2 separate regions of the Homo sapiens genome follow, and region 1 is linked to region 2. A link is a loop called in an ENCODE intact Hi-C map of the cell type or tissue named here. Cell type or tissue: PC-3. All regions are shown on one strand. Links, peaks and the distances in the headings refer to the core of each region. The heading gives the core; the rest is flanking DNA. Region 1 overlaps ZSWIM7 (zinc finger SWIM-type containing 7). Region 2 has its middle 23 kb from the start of ADORA2B.

Region 1 (8,336 bases), core at 50-8,049, 70 kb after region 2:
CCCGGCTAATTTTGTATTTTTAGTAGAAACAGGGTTTCTCCATGTTGGTCAGGCTGCTCTCAAACTCCAGACCTCAGGTGATCCACCTGCCTCGGCCTCCCAAAGTGCTGGGATTACAGGTGTGAGCCACTGCGCCTGGCCTGTATTATATTTTTAATAAAGGGAGTAAACTGTTAGTGATAAAGAAGCCCTCTTTATACTTCTCTGTAGTGCATCCTTCTTCCTACCTTCCCCTTATCCCTGAGGCAAGCACATGCATTTGTTGGTTTCCTTCCTGTTAATGTGTTCATATTAAATATTATATATAGAACATATGTATGCACACATACATAACAAACACACGTGCATAGATGTATGCATATACATATATAGTATTGTTTTAAAACATAAAAGGTATATTGTAGGCTTCTTTTTGCTGTTCCTGAAATAGCTCATGAAAAATAAAAGAAAATATAAAATATCGTAGACTTCTTTTGGCAACTTGCATTTTTTTACTCAATGCATTTTTGAAAATGAGGCATGTTGACGGACATTTATTTTTACTTTACCTTTGAATAATATTCCATTATATGTATACACTGAATTTTATTTAAGTACTCTATGTATGGACATTGTTTCCATTTTATACTATTATAAATAATATTCAATTATCCCCATACATGTCCCTTGGCATACATCTCTGAAAATCCCCCTTTAGTTTATGTAACTAAAGCATATGTTCATTTTCAACTTTAATAGATATTGCCAATAGCTCTCCAAAGTGGAAACAGGAGTGGTGGCTCATGCCTGTAATCCCAGCATTTTGGAAGGCTGAGGCAAGAGGATCACTTGAGTCCAGGAGTTCAAGACCAGCCTGAGCAATGTAGTGACACCCCATCTCTAAAGAAAAAAGAAAAAAAAAAACTAAAACACACAAAAAAGTGAAAACAGCACTCCCACCAGCACTGTATAAGACTTCTATTTTCTCAGGCCGGGCGCGGTGGCTCATACCTGTAATCCTAGCACTTTGGGAGGCCGAGGCAGGCAGATCACCAGAGGTCAGGAGATCGAGACCATCCTGGCTAACATGGTGAAACCCCGTCTCTACTAAAAATACAAAAAATTAGCCGGGCGTGGTGGCACACGCCTGTAGTCCCAGCTACTCAGGAGGCTGAGGCAGGAGAATCGCTTGAATCCGGGAGGTGGAGGTTGCGGTGAGCCAAGATCGCGCCACTACACTCTGGCCCAGGTAACAGGGAGACTCCGTCTCAAAAAAAAAATAAATGAAACAAACAAACAGAAAAACCAACTTCTACTTTCTCCATGTCCCCACTAACACCAGTATTATCAGGCTTTTTTATGTTGCCCATCTGAAGATAATAAATGTGTACTTTTTGGATTAGTAATAAGGCTATCCAACTGTTAAATGATATACAGGAAAAAACTTTGATATGTGAGAAAATTCTTATAATATTAGGTGAGAAAGGTTGAAGACAAAATTATATTTTAGGAACTCTCAAGCATGTTAACTTTTTTAAAGGAAACCTACAATTATGTCAAAATTAAAAGTTTAATTTTTTTTTTTTTTGAGATGGAGTCTCACTCTGGTGTCCAGGCTGGAGAGCAGTGGCACAATCTCGGCTCACTGCAACTTCTGCCTCCGGGGTTCAAGAGATTCTCCGGCCCAGCCTCCTGAGTAGCTGGGATTATAGGTGCAGGCCACCATGCCCAGGTAATTTTTGTATTTTTTAGTAGAGATGGGCTTTTGCCATGTTGGTCAGGGTGGTCTTGAACTCCTGACCTGAGGTGATCCCCCCGCCTTGGCCTCTCAAAGTGCTGGGGTTACAGGTGTGAGCCAGCGTGTCTGGCCTTTTTGTTTGTTTGTTTTTTGTTTTTTGAGACAAAGTCTCTCTCTGTCACCCAGGCAGGCTGGATTCCAGTGGTGCAATCATGGCTCACTGCAGCCTGAACCCCCTGGGCTCAAGTGATCCTCCCACCACCTCAGCCTCCCTAGCAGCCGGGACTACAGGTATATACCACCACATCCAGTTAATTTTTTGATTTTGTGGAGACAGGGTCTCCCTGTGCTGCCTAAGCTGGTCTCAAACTCCCAGCCCCAAGCGATCCTCATATTACAGGCGTGATCCACCATGCCTGGCCAAAATTTAATTTTTTGAAAAGGCAATAAACCGGCCAGGCGCGGTGGCTCACACCTGTAATCCCAGCACTTTGGGAGGCCGAGGAAGGTGGCTCACGAGGTCAGCAGATCGAGACCATCCTGGCTAACACGGTGAAACCCCGTCTCTACTAAAAATACAAAAAATTAGCTGGGCACGGTAGCAGGCACCTGTAGTCCCAGCTACTTGGGAGACCGAGGCAGGAGAATGGTGTGAACCCGGGAGGCGGAGCTTGCAGTGAGCCGGGATCGCGCCACTGCACTCTAGCCTGGGTGACAGAGCGAAACTCTGTCTCAAAAAAAAAAAAAAAAAAGCAATAAACCAAAATTTAAGAGTGATTATTACTGGGTGGTATGATTATTGATGCTTTTTATAGGTTTTATTTTCCAATAAAAGTTTTTTATAAGTGTGGGTTATTATTATTATTATTATTATTACTGAGTTGGAGTCTCACTGTGTTGCCCAGGTTGGAGTGCAGTGGCACGACCTCTGCTCACTGCAACCTCCACCTCCCAGATTCAAGTGATTCTCCTGCTTTAGCCTCCCGAGTAGCTGGGATTACAGGCGCATCCCACCTCCCAAGGTGCTGGGATTACAGGCATGAGCTACCACACCCGGCCTAAGTGTGGGTTATTTTTATAAACTAGAAAATAAAATGGCAGGGTTAAACTCAAACTGAAAAGTTAATGTTTTAAAGAACTTATATGACTTAACACAGAGTAAGACAAACCTAGTAAGGCTTCAAAATTAAAATGTTCAACTTCTTACTTCATTTTCCAACAAACCAGCCACATATACAACAAATTATTGGGGGAAATAGAAAAGAGTGCTTTGAATTTTTATATTAAACATATGAAGATTTAGTCTATAAAATAACAAAATACAAAAAACAATGAAATAAAATTTGTCGGGAACCTTACCAATCAATCTCAACAGTTACCTTTAAGAATTTTTTTAAGGCCAGGTGTGGTGGCTCATGCCTGTAATCCCAGCACCTTGGGAGGCCAAGGCAGGCGGAACTCCTGACCTCATCATCCACCTGCCTCGGTGTGTGCCACCTGTAGTCCCAGCTACTCAGGAGGCTGAGGCAGGAGAATCACTGGAACCTGGGAGGCAGAGGCTGCAGTGAGTTGAGATCGCGCCACTGTACTCCAGCCTCAGTGACAGAGTGAGACACTGTCTGAAAAAAAAAAGAATTTTTTTAACCTGCTCTGTCCACTTTAATACCTACTGTGAACATCTCTTGAATGCATTAAAAATTTTTCCATATCACTTTTAATGGTTACAAATAATTCTACTGTAAAGATGAATCATTTTTATTCTCCTCAAACTCCATGAATTGTTAGATTGTTTCTATGTTTTATTGCTACCATAAACAATACTGGATATTCATCACACTGAGAATATCCTCACTGTAAAATCTTTACAAACATCTATAATTACTTCCTGGGTATATGTTCTTTTATGTGGAATTTCTGGGTCAAAGAATATGTATGTTTTAAAGTTCCTATTGCCTGTTACCCTGCAATTTACATTCCTGTTATAAATGACCCCTTTCCCCATATTTGTGTCAACTTCTTTTCTGTGGTCACTAATTTTCTAGATGAAAAGTTATGTTATGTTAATTTGTATTTTTGTGGTCACTAGTAAGATTTGTCTTTTTCCTCCCAAAGGATTCGGCTATTTACATCTTTTATTCTTTGCCCTTTTGTTTTTAAAGTAGTACATTTTTTTCCAGTAATATTTAATTCTTATTAAAAATTTAAGAAATACAGTAAAGGTTAAGGCCGTTCCCTCAATTCTACCTCCTTCCTTGCCCCAAAGAAAAAACACTGGTAGAGCTTGGTATATATTCTTCAGAACTTTTATTTTTTTAGAGACAAGGTCTCACATCACCCAGGCTGGAGTGTAGTGGCACAATCATAGCTCACTGCAGCCTGGAACTTCAGGGCTCAAACAGTCCTCCTGGGACAGGTTTTGTTTTTTTTTGTTTGTTTTGTTTTGTTTTGTTTTTTTTTTGAGACAGAGTCTTGCCTCTGTCACCCAGGCTGGAGTGCAATGGCATGATCTCAGCTCACTGCAACCTCTGTCTCCTGGGTTCAAGCGATTCTCCTGCCTCAGCCCCCCGAATAGCTGGGATTACAGGTGCCTGCCACCATGCCCGGCTAATTTTTGTATTTTTAGTAGAGACGGGGTTTCACCATGTTGGTCAGGCTGGTCTCGAACTCCTGACCTCAGGTGATCCACCCGCCTCAGCCTCCCAAAGCGTTGGGATTACAGGCGTGAGCCACCGCACCTGGCCAGGATTTTTAAATGTAAGTGTGTATCAGTAATTAAGTATTACTTATACCTAGGTAGCTTTTACTTTTTTGGTCTCTGCATTTTTAAAATAACTGACCACTCTATATTATTCTCATTTAAGTAGTTGTATCAACTGCAAATAATGATAATTGTCTTTCCTTGCAGATAGGTACATTTGTAATTTCTTTTTCATGTGTTAGTTGAACAGCTACGCTTTTTTTTTTTTTTTTTGAGATAGAGTTTCGCTTTTATTGCCCAGGCTGGAGTGCAATGGCATGATCTTGGCTCACAGCAACCTCTGCCTCCCAGGTTCAAGCAATTCTCCTGACTCAGCCTCCCGAATAGCTGGGATTACAGGAATGCACCACCATGCTTGGCTAATTTTGTATTTTTAATAGTGACAGGGTTTCTCCATGTTGGTCAGGCTGGTCTTGTATTCCTGACCTCAGGTGATTCGCCCGTCTCGGCCTCCCAAAATGCTGCGATTACAGGCGTGAGCCATTGCGCCCGGCCAACAGCCACAATTTTTAAAACAATGTTAAATAAGAGTGGCAAATATGACAATACTGGATATGGTGTTGGCTATTCAATTGAGACAAATTTTTAAGAATCATGTCAAGAAAATATTATTCCTAGTTTCTAAGAGTATTTTTTATTTTTTATTTTTTTTGAGATGGAATTTTGCTCGTTACTTAGGCTGGAGTGCAATGGCACAATCGCAGCGAGATATGCAACCACAACCTCCCGGGTTCAAGCAATTCTCCTGCCTTAGCCTCCCAAGTAGCTGAGATTACAGGTGTGTGCCACCACATCCCACTACTTTTGTATTTTTAGTAGAGACAGGGTTTCACCATGTTGGTCAGGCTGGTCTTGAACTCCTGACCTCAAGTGATCCACCCACCTCAGTCTCTCAAAGTGCTGGGATTGCAGGTGTGAGCCACGGTGCCTGGCCTTTTATTCTATTTTTAAAATTATTTTCGTAGAGATGGGGGGTCTCCCTATTTTGCTAGAGCTGGTCTCGAACTCCTGGGCTCAAGCAATCCTCCTGCCTTTGCCTCCCAAAGTGCTGAGATTACATGTGTGAGTCACAGTGCCTGGTAGTAAGAATATTTTTATTTTTTATTTTATTTATTTATTTATTTATTTATTTATTTATTTTTGAGACAGAGTCTCACTCTGTCCCCAGGCTGAAGTGCAGTGGCATGATCTTGGCTCACTGCAACCTCCACCTCCCAGGTTCAAGTGATTCTCCTGCCTTAGCCTCCTGAGTAGCTGGGACTACAGGTGCCCACCACCACGTCCAGCTAATTTTTTGTATTTTCAGTAGAGATGGGGTTTCACCATGTTGGCCAGGATGGTCTTGATCTCCTGACTTCATGATCCACTCACCTTGGCCTCCCAAAGTGCTGGGATTATAGGCGTGAGCCACTGCGCCCGGTCAAGAGTATTTTTAAAAATCAAGAGTTGATGTTGAAAGGATTTTAACATTAATGGTTAAAAAAAAATCAAATACAACAGTATATGTACTTACGATAACAGATATTCATCAGGAACTGTAAAATGAGAATGGAAAAAAAAAGTTAATCATATTAAGCAGTGACCATTGACATAAAAATCTTAAAAAACACTGTAACTAAAAACACTTCCGTGTGTGATGGTCAACTGAACCTATGCATCTGGTTTTACTCCTTCCCCAAACCCCACTAAAACCATAATAAAAGGATTTCCTTTTTCTTTTTTTGAGACGGAGTCTTGTCCTGTCACCCAGGCTGGAGTGCAATGGTGCAATCTCAGCTCACTGCAACCTCCGCCTCCCGGGTTTAAACCATTCTCTTGCCTCAGCCTCCCAGGTAGCTGGGACTACAGGCATGCACTACCATGCCCAGCTAATTTTTTTTGGTATGTTTAGTAGAGATGGGGTTTCACCATGCTGGCCATGCTGGTCTTGAACTCCTCACCTCAAGTGATCCACTGGCCTTGGCCTCCCAAAGTGCTGGGATTATAGACATGAGCCACCGTGCCCGGCCAGATTTGTTTTTAAAAGTATGAATTCCAAAGGATGAGAAAGACAGGGAGAAACAACAGCCATGATACATTGGAAGCTGATAGAAGAGTGGAAAATGATTTATAAGACCTAAGAAAACTGAATCCTAGGCCAGCAATGGGGAGAGTCAAGCACCAGCCTGAGTTACACTCCAAAATCCACCTCTCCCCTTCCCCAAACCCTAACGAATTGGTGGCACCAAATAGCTTCATTAGGGGTGAAACAGGGATATGAAAATAAGACTCTTTTCGAGTACGTTTGAGAAGTAGTGGGACCCCAGTTCCCTCCACAGCTTTAGGTGACTGCCTTTCCCTCATTCTGGCAAGAGACTAGGTTTATTTTCTGGAGAGGTTCAAACACAGGCTATTTGGACTAGGGAAAAATACTAGGTACAGTGAAAGTCAGGGTGTCACACTGAAAACAGGATCTCCTGCTCTCTTCCCTAACATGGCTCCCATAACACAAGCAATCAGGCCTTCACACTTCAGCCAGGAGACTGGAAGTCTTCCCTAGGTATACCCCAAGAGAAGTGGGAATGACACTGAAATGGTTTCCCCAACTAAATAGCCTACTGAGAACAACTATAGTGACGTTCATATTCCGTAAGCCCCTCTACCACCCAGAGCTTCCAATATACTTTTTAGTCTTCCACTCTGAAATATGACTAGACAGCCAAGGGTTACCAGACAACAAAGGAAAAAGGAAATAGAATAAAACAAACAGAAGAAAGTTAGAGGAAAAACTGCAGAAAGGAGAAAATTTTAAACATCTATTACTAATATTTTATCATCAGAAAAAAGTTAATGCAATCATAAAACAGGCACAAAAACAGGCAGAAGGCATAATAAGAAGAAAAAGGGAATCTTCTGAAAAAAAGTTATAAATTAAAAATACATGGTATGTCTCTGTAGTTTCAGTTACTTGGGAAGCTGAGGCAGGAAGATTGCTTGAAACCAGGAGTCTGAGGCCAGCCTGGGCAACACAGTAAGACCCCGTCTCTCTTTTTTTTTTTTTTGAGACGGAGTTTCGCTCTTGTTGCCCAGGCTGGAGTACAATGACGCAATCTCGGCTTACCGCAACCTCCACTTCCCGGGTTCAAGCAATTCTCCTGCCTCAGCCTACAGAGTAGCTGGGATTACAGGCATGCACCACCACGCCCAGCTAATTTTTTTAGTAGAGACGGGGTTTCTCCATGTTGATCAGGCTGGTCTCGAACTCCCGACTTCAGATGATCTGCCCACCTTGGCCTCCCAAAGTGCTGGGATTACAGGCATGAGCCACTGTGGCCGGCAAGACCCTGTCTCTTAAAAAAAAAAAAAAAAAAAAAAGACAGCAGAAATTCAACAGAAAATCTGGAAGATAAAGTTCAAGAAAGTTCCCAGGAAGTAGAGAAAATATAAAAGCAACACAGAAGCCACAGTAAGTCAACCAGAAGGACAACAGAGGACATCCAGTAACTTAATTACAGAAATACCGGAAAGAACAGAGAAAACAGATGGAGGGAATTCATCAATCAAATAATTCAAAATTCCCCACAGCTGAAGGACATGAATTTCTAGCTTGAAAGGGCCCACTGTGTGCCCACACTGTGAAGTGAAAAAAAAAAAACTTTATCAGAAGATTCAGAACACTGGTTATGAAGAAAACATAATTCAAACTTCCAGAGAAAAAAAAGGTCACATACAAAAATCAGGAGTAACACTAGAAGCTAAGATGTAGTGGAAAAATGTTTTCAGATGTCTGAAGAAATATTATTTCCAACAAATAATTCAATACCTAGACAAACAATCACTTAAGTGTAAGGGCAGAAAAAGAACTTTTTCAGCCGGGCGCGA
Region 2 (8,328 bases), core at 329-8,328:
CGCGCCGGTGACGGGGGCTCTGCCGAAGGGCTCCTGCCCCTGCCTAGCCTGGCCCATGCTGGTCGCATCAGGGGCTCCATTCAACAGACGACCGCTCCGGGCCTGGCGCGGGCAGGGGCGCGCAGTCACCGCCTACTCGGCTCCTTGGCTTAGGCTCCCCAACCCCCTGCCACAGGAGGCCACCCCAAACTTCGCCTGTCCAGGCGAGTGCTCGGGCTCGGTCCCAGCCCCGCCTCCTGCCGCTGTCCCTCCCTCCCTCTCGAGCCTGCACTGGGCCCGGGCTGTCCTCCTCCGTATCCTTGTGGGTGATTGTACGTCCAGGTGGCCGTCGCGAGGCACCTTAGACTGGGCAGCTTAGAAACAACATTGCTATCTCGTGGTCCTGGGAGTCTGCGCTCGGGGTGGCAGCGTGGTCGGGCTCTGGAAAAGGCCTTCTTCCCGGTTGCCCAAGACCACCTTCTTGCTGTGTCCTCACTTGGACAGAGGGAGCTGCTCCTGGCCTCTTACAGGGGCAGGAATCCTTCCATCCTCATGACCTGGTCACCTCCCCAAGGCCCCAGCTCCTTATACCTTCACCTTGGTTCAGGTTTCAGCAGAGGAATTTGGAGAGGGGCACACAAACATTCAGTGCATTGCTGTGGGCTTATATCTTCTTTTGCGTCTTCTGGCCCCTTAAAAGTCGGAGTCTTAAACCTTTCCTCCGGTAGGGGCCTAGTTTGTAGGCTGAGTACAGTCACCACATACAACACAGGATGCCCAATTAAATTTGGATTTCAGATAAACAATGAATAATTTCTTTTTGTTTGTTTTTTTGAGACAGCCTTGCTCTGCCACTCAGGCTGGAGTGCAGTAGCTTGAGGTCGGCTCACTGCAACCTCCGCCTTCCGGATTCAAGCGATTCTCCTGCCTCAGCCTGTCGAGTAGCTGGGATTACAGGCGAGTGCCACCACGCCCGTTTGATTTTTGTATTTTTAGTAGATATGGGGTTTCACCATGTTGGCCAGGCTGGTCTCAAACTCCTGACCTCGTGATCTACCCGCCTCGGCCTCCCAAAGTGCTGGGATTCAGGTGTAAGCCACCGCGCCTGGCCAACAGTGAATAATTTCTTAGCGTAAGTACACCTCCTGCAATATTTGGGACAGACTCAGGAATTATTGGTTGTTTATCTGAATTTCAGATTTTGCTGGCAGCCGTGTAAGAGCCTTGGGACAGGCAGGTCACTCTGTGTGACAGGGGACAGCCAGAGGCCCAGGCAGGAGGAGCAAATAGTGAAGCCTGAGTGAACCACCCAGGCAGGTCCTGAGCCCCCACCACCAACATCCGGTTTATGGCTCTTCTCAGTCTCCAGGAGGAGGTTTATTTTCTCCTCTGCTTCCTGGGCAGCTGTCCAGTGCCCAGCCTGACTGCTGGCAGCCCTAAGCAGATACACTCCAGATGCAGTGTGACCTCCTCGTTGCCACCTCTTGGGGAAGGAAACTGTGATGGGCTCCCTGCCATCCTACAACCATGGCACCCACTGGAGGTGTCTTGTTCTAAAGCCCAGTGGCCTATTCCAGGCCCTGGTAGGAACCAATTTGGATTATTTGACCTGAATTTTCCAGCCAAAGCCTTCAGGAGGTGCCCATCCAATCCCACTGCAACCCGTTGAGTCATTCCTGCATCTGTCCTCTACCTGCCAGCTTCTACTCACCTTTCAGGACTACCTAAAGCAAGACTGCCTTAGAGAAACACCTCTCCATTCCCCCACCCCAATTAAACTGGGCTCCCTGAAAAAATGTGGCCTTAATTTTTCCTTCAGGGCCATCATCAGATGTTTAACTCTCCAGCTATGGGTGTCATTTTGGGGTGAATGTCTGTTTCCCACCCTCAACCAGGGACTACAAGCTGTGCCAGGGCAGGTACCTGTGTCTTTGGTCACCTAGTGTGTCCTGGCACCACCTCCTCAGCAGGAAATGGGTGCCTTGAAGCCCAGTGGTAGGCATGTTGCAAGGGTTGAGCCTCCTGAGGTCAGGAGACAGCCACCAGGTACAGCAGTGGATGTGCCCAGTGGGTGGGAAGGGAAGGGAAGGGAGGCCAGGTGGGATGCCAGGTGGGGGCAGAGGAGGCTCCAGTGGCCAGCTGGGTGTACAGGATGGAAAAGACCCACTTTCTCCAGCCACTTTTTATAAAAAATAAAAATAATTTTTTTAAAGAAAACCTTTGTTCATGAAGAAATTGGGTGAATGTGTCTAGACAAGATTGATTGTAATACAGACCCAAAGACAGTTTCAATTAGCGTCAGCGTGAAATCCTGTAAGCCAGAGTTTTAAACCTTTTCCCTAGACCAAAGTACCCCAGTGGCCCCCAGGGGGTCTCAGAACACAGTTTGAAGCTGTGTACTACAGTAATTTTTTTTTGAAATCTTTTATTTTGAAGCCTTATAAATGCTTCAGAGTTTTCAGAAACTCAAATACTGAATGTTCTCATTATAAATGGGAGCTAAATAATATGTACACATGGACATGCAGAGTGGAATAATAGACACGGGAGACACAGAAGGGTGCGAAGGCGGAAGGGAGAGTGAGGCATGAGAAGTTACTTAATGGGTGCAATGTACACTATTCAGGTGATGGCTATACCAAAAGCCCAGACTTCACCACTGTTCAGTATACCCATGGAACAAAACTGCAGTCGTATCCCCTAAATTTATACAAAATAAATAAAAGTTTCTGTTCCCCTTATGACATAGCAATGATTGTTTCATATAAAAGTGACTACTTTCAGGCCAGCCACAGTGGCTCACGCCTGTAATCCCAGCACTTTGGGAGGCTGAGGCGGGTAGATCACAAGGTCAAGAGATTGAGACCATCCTGGCCAACATGGTGAAACCCCGTCTCTACTAAAAATACAAAAATTAGCTGGGTGTGGTGGCACGTGCCATTAGTCCCAGCTATTCAGGAGGCTGAGGCAGGAGAATCACTTGAATCTGGGAGGTGGAGGTTGCAGTGAGCCAAGATCGTGCCACTGCACTCCAGCCTGGTGATAGAGGGAGACTCCGTCTCAAAAAAAAAAAAAAAAAAATGTTGACTTTCCCCACCACAAATTTTCACATAAAAATGACACGCCAGAAAGGTGCATCACAGCACCGCGCAGGTATTTGTGACAGGCCTCATCCCTTGGAGGCTGCGAGCCCAGCTGGAGAAGCACAGCAGGGGGCCAACGGGATGACTCACAGATTGCACAACTGTAGGCATCTGGGAGCTCCCTGCTGATGGTCTTCTCAGACTTTCAACAGGTCTTCTATAAAAATTCTCTCGCTCTGGAATTGTTTGTATATGGCAATGTGGGAAACCAATGTTTGAGTCCAAGAACATGTGCCAGGCTTCCGGCCTTCCGATCATTCCAGGATGAGTCAGTGAGCCAGTGGGGCACCCGTGTGAGTTTTATCATCCATCTCCCCAGGCCATGGAGGATTTCTCCCCTGCTTCAGACAGTCATAGACAATGGAAACCTGTTTCCAGAAAGCAGACAAGCTGAGCCTGGGGATTTGGCAAATCTCAATCAGAACTGGCTCCAAGCATCTTCTAGGTCTCACTTACAATTTAAAGCAACAGGCGGCTTTTACTCAACTGGAAGGTCTCAGCCTGTTCTTCTGCAGCAGCAGTGATGCTATGAGATCTCTGCTGCTAACAAAGCACCACTGCAAATGGCTTCTGGAGATATTATCCCTCTTGATGGTTGCTGTCATTATCTCCTTTGAAAGTGAAATTTACCTGACACAAAATCAGAAACTAGAAGATCCATTTTCTGTAATCGTGTAAATGTTGTTTTAAAGTGACAGTTGATGCTAAAATACATGTTCAGTACAGAAAATACCAAAGGCGCAAAGAAAATAAAAATGTCCTATCATCACACCAAAAATGGGTAATGAAAATTAACATATTTTTTGGTAGTTTTATCAGCACACGTCAGTATCAGTTAGAATTAGGTTAAGTGGCAAGGGATAGAGTCCTGAAAAACAGTGCTTTAAGGTAAGAAACTTCCTCCCTTCTCATTAAAAAAAGAAGTCCAGAGGTAAAACTTCCAAAGCTAGCATGCTGAATTCACAAAATTATTAGGGATCCAGGCACCTTTTAGCTCTCACATCCTTAAGGGAGTGGCATTTATCCTCATAAATGAAAATGGCTGCCAGAGTTCCAGTCATCACAACTATATCCCAGGAGACAGAATAAAGTTTATGTCTTCCTAGAAGACTCATGTGACACTTTCTGTTATATTTCATTAGTCCCATGGCTACACCTAGCTTCAAGGAAGGGTGGGAAATCTAGTCTGGGGTTCTGTTACAAAAAGGAAGGATGACTTGTGTAGGGAATTAGAAGTCTGTGACAGTTTATATACTTTTTCATCTTAAAGTTTAACTCTGAATAGATTCAAACATTTATTTTTACTTGACTCAAAAAATTATGAAAAAATATACAGTGAAAGACCGTGCCACTCAGTCTTCCCTTCCCTTCCCAGATGCGTACACACTGGTAACTACTGTTATCAGTATTTTGTGTACCCTTCCAGAGTTTCTTAGGCACATACAGGCAAATGTGAGTAGCATCATATCCTCTTATTTTTAACCCCAAAGTTAGCATGCTATGCATTTTATTCTGCACCTGGCTTTTTGTTTTTGTTTGGGTTTTTTTCTTTTCACTTAGGCAAATGTCTCCAAGACACATTGCTATCAATACATAGAAAGCATCCACATTCTTTTTTTCTGCTGCATGGTATTCTATTATATGGGTGTAGCATCAATTATCTAGTCCCCTATGATTAGGGTAGCCATAAAACCAACCATCCAGATTGGGACATTTTCAAGAGTGAACAGGGCTGTATTATTAATTATACTGGGGCAAAGGTGTAAACCAGGGCTGTCCCAAGCAAACTGGGATGTAGGGTCACCCCATAGATGATGAACATAGGGACTGTTTCCAGTCTTTTGCTCTTATGACAATGCTATCATTATTAATGTGCATATGTATATGTTCATGTGTGTAAGTTTCAAACATATACTTGCTGGGTCAAAGAGTTTATGCTTCTGACGGAACATGCCAAATTGCTCCTGTGGGAGCTGGATTAACTTGTTCTCCCATGAGCATCATAGGAGAGTGTCTCTTTAACCACAGCTTGGCCCACAGAGTGTGCTATCAGACATTTGGATTTTTGCTGGTCTAATAGGTGAGAAGTGGTGTCTGAATTTAGTTTTCATTTGCATTTTGTTATAAATGAGACTGAATATGTTTTAAAATTCTGTTTGTGTTCCTTTTTCTGTGAACTGCTTTTTCATATTCATTGCCCATATTTCTTTTTCTTTTTCTTTTCTTTTTTTCTTTTTTTTGAGATGGGGTCTGGCTCTGTCACCCAGGCTGGAGTGCAGTGGTGTGATCTCGGCTCACTGCAACCTCTGCCTCCCAGGTTCAAGTGGTTCTCGTGCCTCAGCCTCTCGAGTAGCTGGGATTGCAGGCACCTGCCACCACGCCTGGCTAATTTCTTTCTTTTTTTAATTTTTTTTTTTTTTTGTATTTTTAGTAGAGATGGGGTTTCACCATGTTGGCCAGGCTGGTCTCAAACTCCTGACCTCAGGTGATCCACCCACCTCAGCCTCCCAAAGTGCTAGGATTACAGGCGTGAGCCACCACACCCTGCCATTGCCTCTCTCTCTCTGTCTCTCTCTCTATGTGTGTGTGTATATATATATATATATATTTTTTTTTTCTTTTGAGATGGAGTCTCGCTCTGTCACCCAGGCTGGAGTGCAGTGGCGCGATCTCGGCTCACTGCAACCTCCGCCTGCTGGGTTCACACTATTCTCCTGCCTCAACCTCCCGAGTAGCAGAGACTACAGGCGCCCACCACCACGCCCGACTAATTTTTTTTGTATTTTTAGTAGAGACAGGCTTTCACCGTGTTAGCCAGGATGGTCTCAATCTCCTGACCTCGTGATCCACGCGCTTCGGCCTCCCAAAGTGCTGGGATTACAAGCGTGAGCCACCGCGCCCGGTCCCATTGCCCATATTTCTTAGTGAGTGTTTGGAAACCTCATCTTGGAGCTTTTAGTACATTGGAGAGATGATGTATGTGATTTGAGATGCAAATAGCTTCCCCAGTGATTGTCTTTGTTTCTGCTTATGATGATTTGTTTTTGCCATGGAGAAAATTTTTTTAATTTTTGTCTCTTCTTTTGCAGCTTTGTTTTTTTTGTTGTTGTTATTGTTTTGTTTTGTTTTAAGACAGAGTTTTGCTTTTGTTGCCCAGGCTGGAGCGCAATGGCGTGATCTTGGCTCACTGCAACCTTTGCCTCCCGGGAACAAGCCATTCTCCTGCCTTCGCCTCCAGAGTAGCTGGGATTACAGGCACCCACCACCATACCCAGCTAATGTTTATATTTTCAGTAGAGACAAGTTTTCGCCATGTTGGCCAGGCTGGTCTCGATCTCCTGACCTCAGGTGATCCACCCGCCTTGGCCTCCCAAAGTGCTGGGATGACAGGCATGAGCTACTGCACCCAGCCCTTTTGAGGCTTTGGATAAGTCAAAGCTAGAAAGCCCTTCCCCATTCCAAGGTTATAAAGGTGTGCTCCTTTATAACCTTCTACAACTTTCATTCTTCTAGAACTTTCATTGTTTTCTTTTAGAACTTTCATTGTTTTGTCTTAAATCTTTGATGCATTTGGGATTTATCTTGAAGTACATGGTGGGGTATGAATTTATATACATTTTAAATAAGTATATTATAACTTTTCCCATAGTAATGCAAGCTTATTGTTAAAAAGTTAGGCAGTATTCTTTGGGAGGCCGAGTCGGGCAAATCACGAGGTCAGGAGATCGAGACCATCCTCGCTAACATGGTGAAACCCTGTCTCTACTAAAAATACACACACAAAAAAAAATTAGTCTGGTGTGGTGGTGGATGCCTGTAGTCCCAGCTACTCAGGAGGCTGAGGCAGGAGAATGGCGTGAACCCAGGAGGTGGAGCTTGCAGTCAGCTGAGATTGTGCCACTGCACTTAAGGCTGGGCGACAGAGCGAGACTCCATCTCAAAAAAAAAAAAGTTAAGTAGTATTTATGGTATATATCAAAAGACAGCAGTCTCCTGTTACTATCCTTTCCCTGTTTACCCCCCTTAGCCCCTCCAGTCTTTCAAATGTTTTTTTCTTTCTTTCTTTCTTTCTTTTTTTTTTTAAAGAGACAGAGTCTTGCTCTGTCACCCAGGCTGAAGTGTGCAGTGCAGTAGCGTGATCATAGTTCACTGTACCCTTAACTTCCTGAGCTCAAGCAATCCTCCTGCCTCAGCCTCTGAGTAGCTGGCACCACAGGCATATGCCACCACACCTGGTTATTTTATTTTATTTTGAGATGGAGTCTGACTCTGTCACCCAGGCTGGAGTGCAGTGGCACGATCTTGGCTCACAGCAACCTCCACCTCCCGGGTTCAGGTGATTCTCCTGCCTCAGCCTCCCGAGTAGCTGAGATTATAGGCGCCTGCCACCATGCCTGGCTAATTTTTGTATTTTTAGTAGAGACGGGGTTTTACCATGTTAGCCAGGCTGGTCTTGAACTCCTGACCTCAGGTGATCTGCCTGCCTCAGCCTCCCAGAGTGCTGGAATTACAGGCGTGAGCCACCGTGCCCAGCCTACTTTTAAAATACATATAGAAATGGGGGTCTCAAACTCCTGGCCTCAAGCGATCCTGCTACCTCAGCCTCCCAAAGTACTGGGATTACAGGCAGGAGCCACCGAGTCTAGCCTGAAAGTTTATTTTTATATGTATCTCCCTATTTATAAATAGTAATCTAACACTGTTGTATGTTAACTTCATTAATTTTAAGCATGCTTCATTGTTAGGTTGCATGAGAGGTCTTCCCTTCAAATAGAGGTGAAGTAATAAATGTTAGTGAACTCTGTGTCAGGATTTCTGTGCAGTTAGTACTAGGATTTGACTGTTCTCTTTCTGCGTATTTGAATAATTAACCTGAGTTGGTAATTGTGACCTCCTTTTCAAAAGTGTAAAAACCAGACAGCACTTTGGGAGGCCGAGGCGGGTGGATCACGAGGTCAGGAGTTCAAGGCCAGCCTGGCCCAGATGGTGAAACCCTGTCTCTACTAAAAAAACCAAAAAAATTAGCCAGGTGTGGTGGTGTGTGCCTATAATCCCACCTACTCAGGAGGTGGAGGCAGAGAATTGCATAAACCCAGGAGGCAGAGGTTGCAATGAGCCGAGATCTCTCTACTGCACTCCAGCCTGGGCAACAGAGCAAGACTCCGTCTTAAAAAAAAAACAGATTTAGGGTTAAGGCGAATGGGAT

What was found. Peaks named below come from ENCODE experiments on the same cell type or tissue, not always from the same donor. Only the 100,000 strongest peaks of a DNase experiment are listed, where the experiment ranks them.
Region 1: a loop joins it to region 2, with 7 times the contacts of the local background. A loop is called at or near these places in 3 of 110 quality-filtered maps.

The regions. Positions count from the first base shown.
Region 1 is chr17:15,987,769-15,996,104 of GRCh38, forward strand. It overlaps ZSWIM7 (zinc finger SWIM-type containing 7), which reads right to left. Exons shown (of 5, transcript NM_001042697.2): 2 at 5,989-6,010. Among named protein-coding and RNA genes, the nearest start is that of ZSWIM7, 7.8 kb to the right of the region's middle. In PC-3, for the core only: no CTCF peak of the experiment used is centred there; no DNase peak of the experiment used is centred there; H3K27ac peaks cover 1,456 bases.
Region 2 is chr17:15,917,679-15,926,006 of GRCh38, forward strand. It overlaps a transcript of ADORA2B not described here. Among named protein-coding and RNA genes, the nearest start is that of ADORA2B, 23 kb to the right of the region's middle. In PC-3, for the core only: a CTCF peak has its summit at 719; DNase peaks (open chromatin) are centred at 783, 1,383 and 3,383; H3K27ac peaks cover 5,167 bases.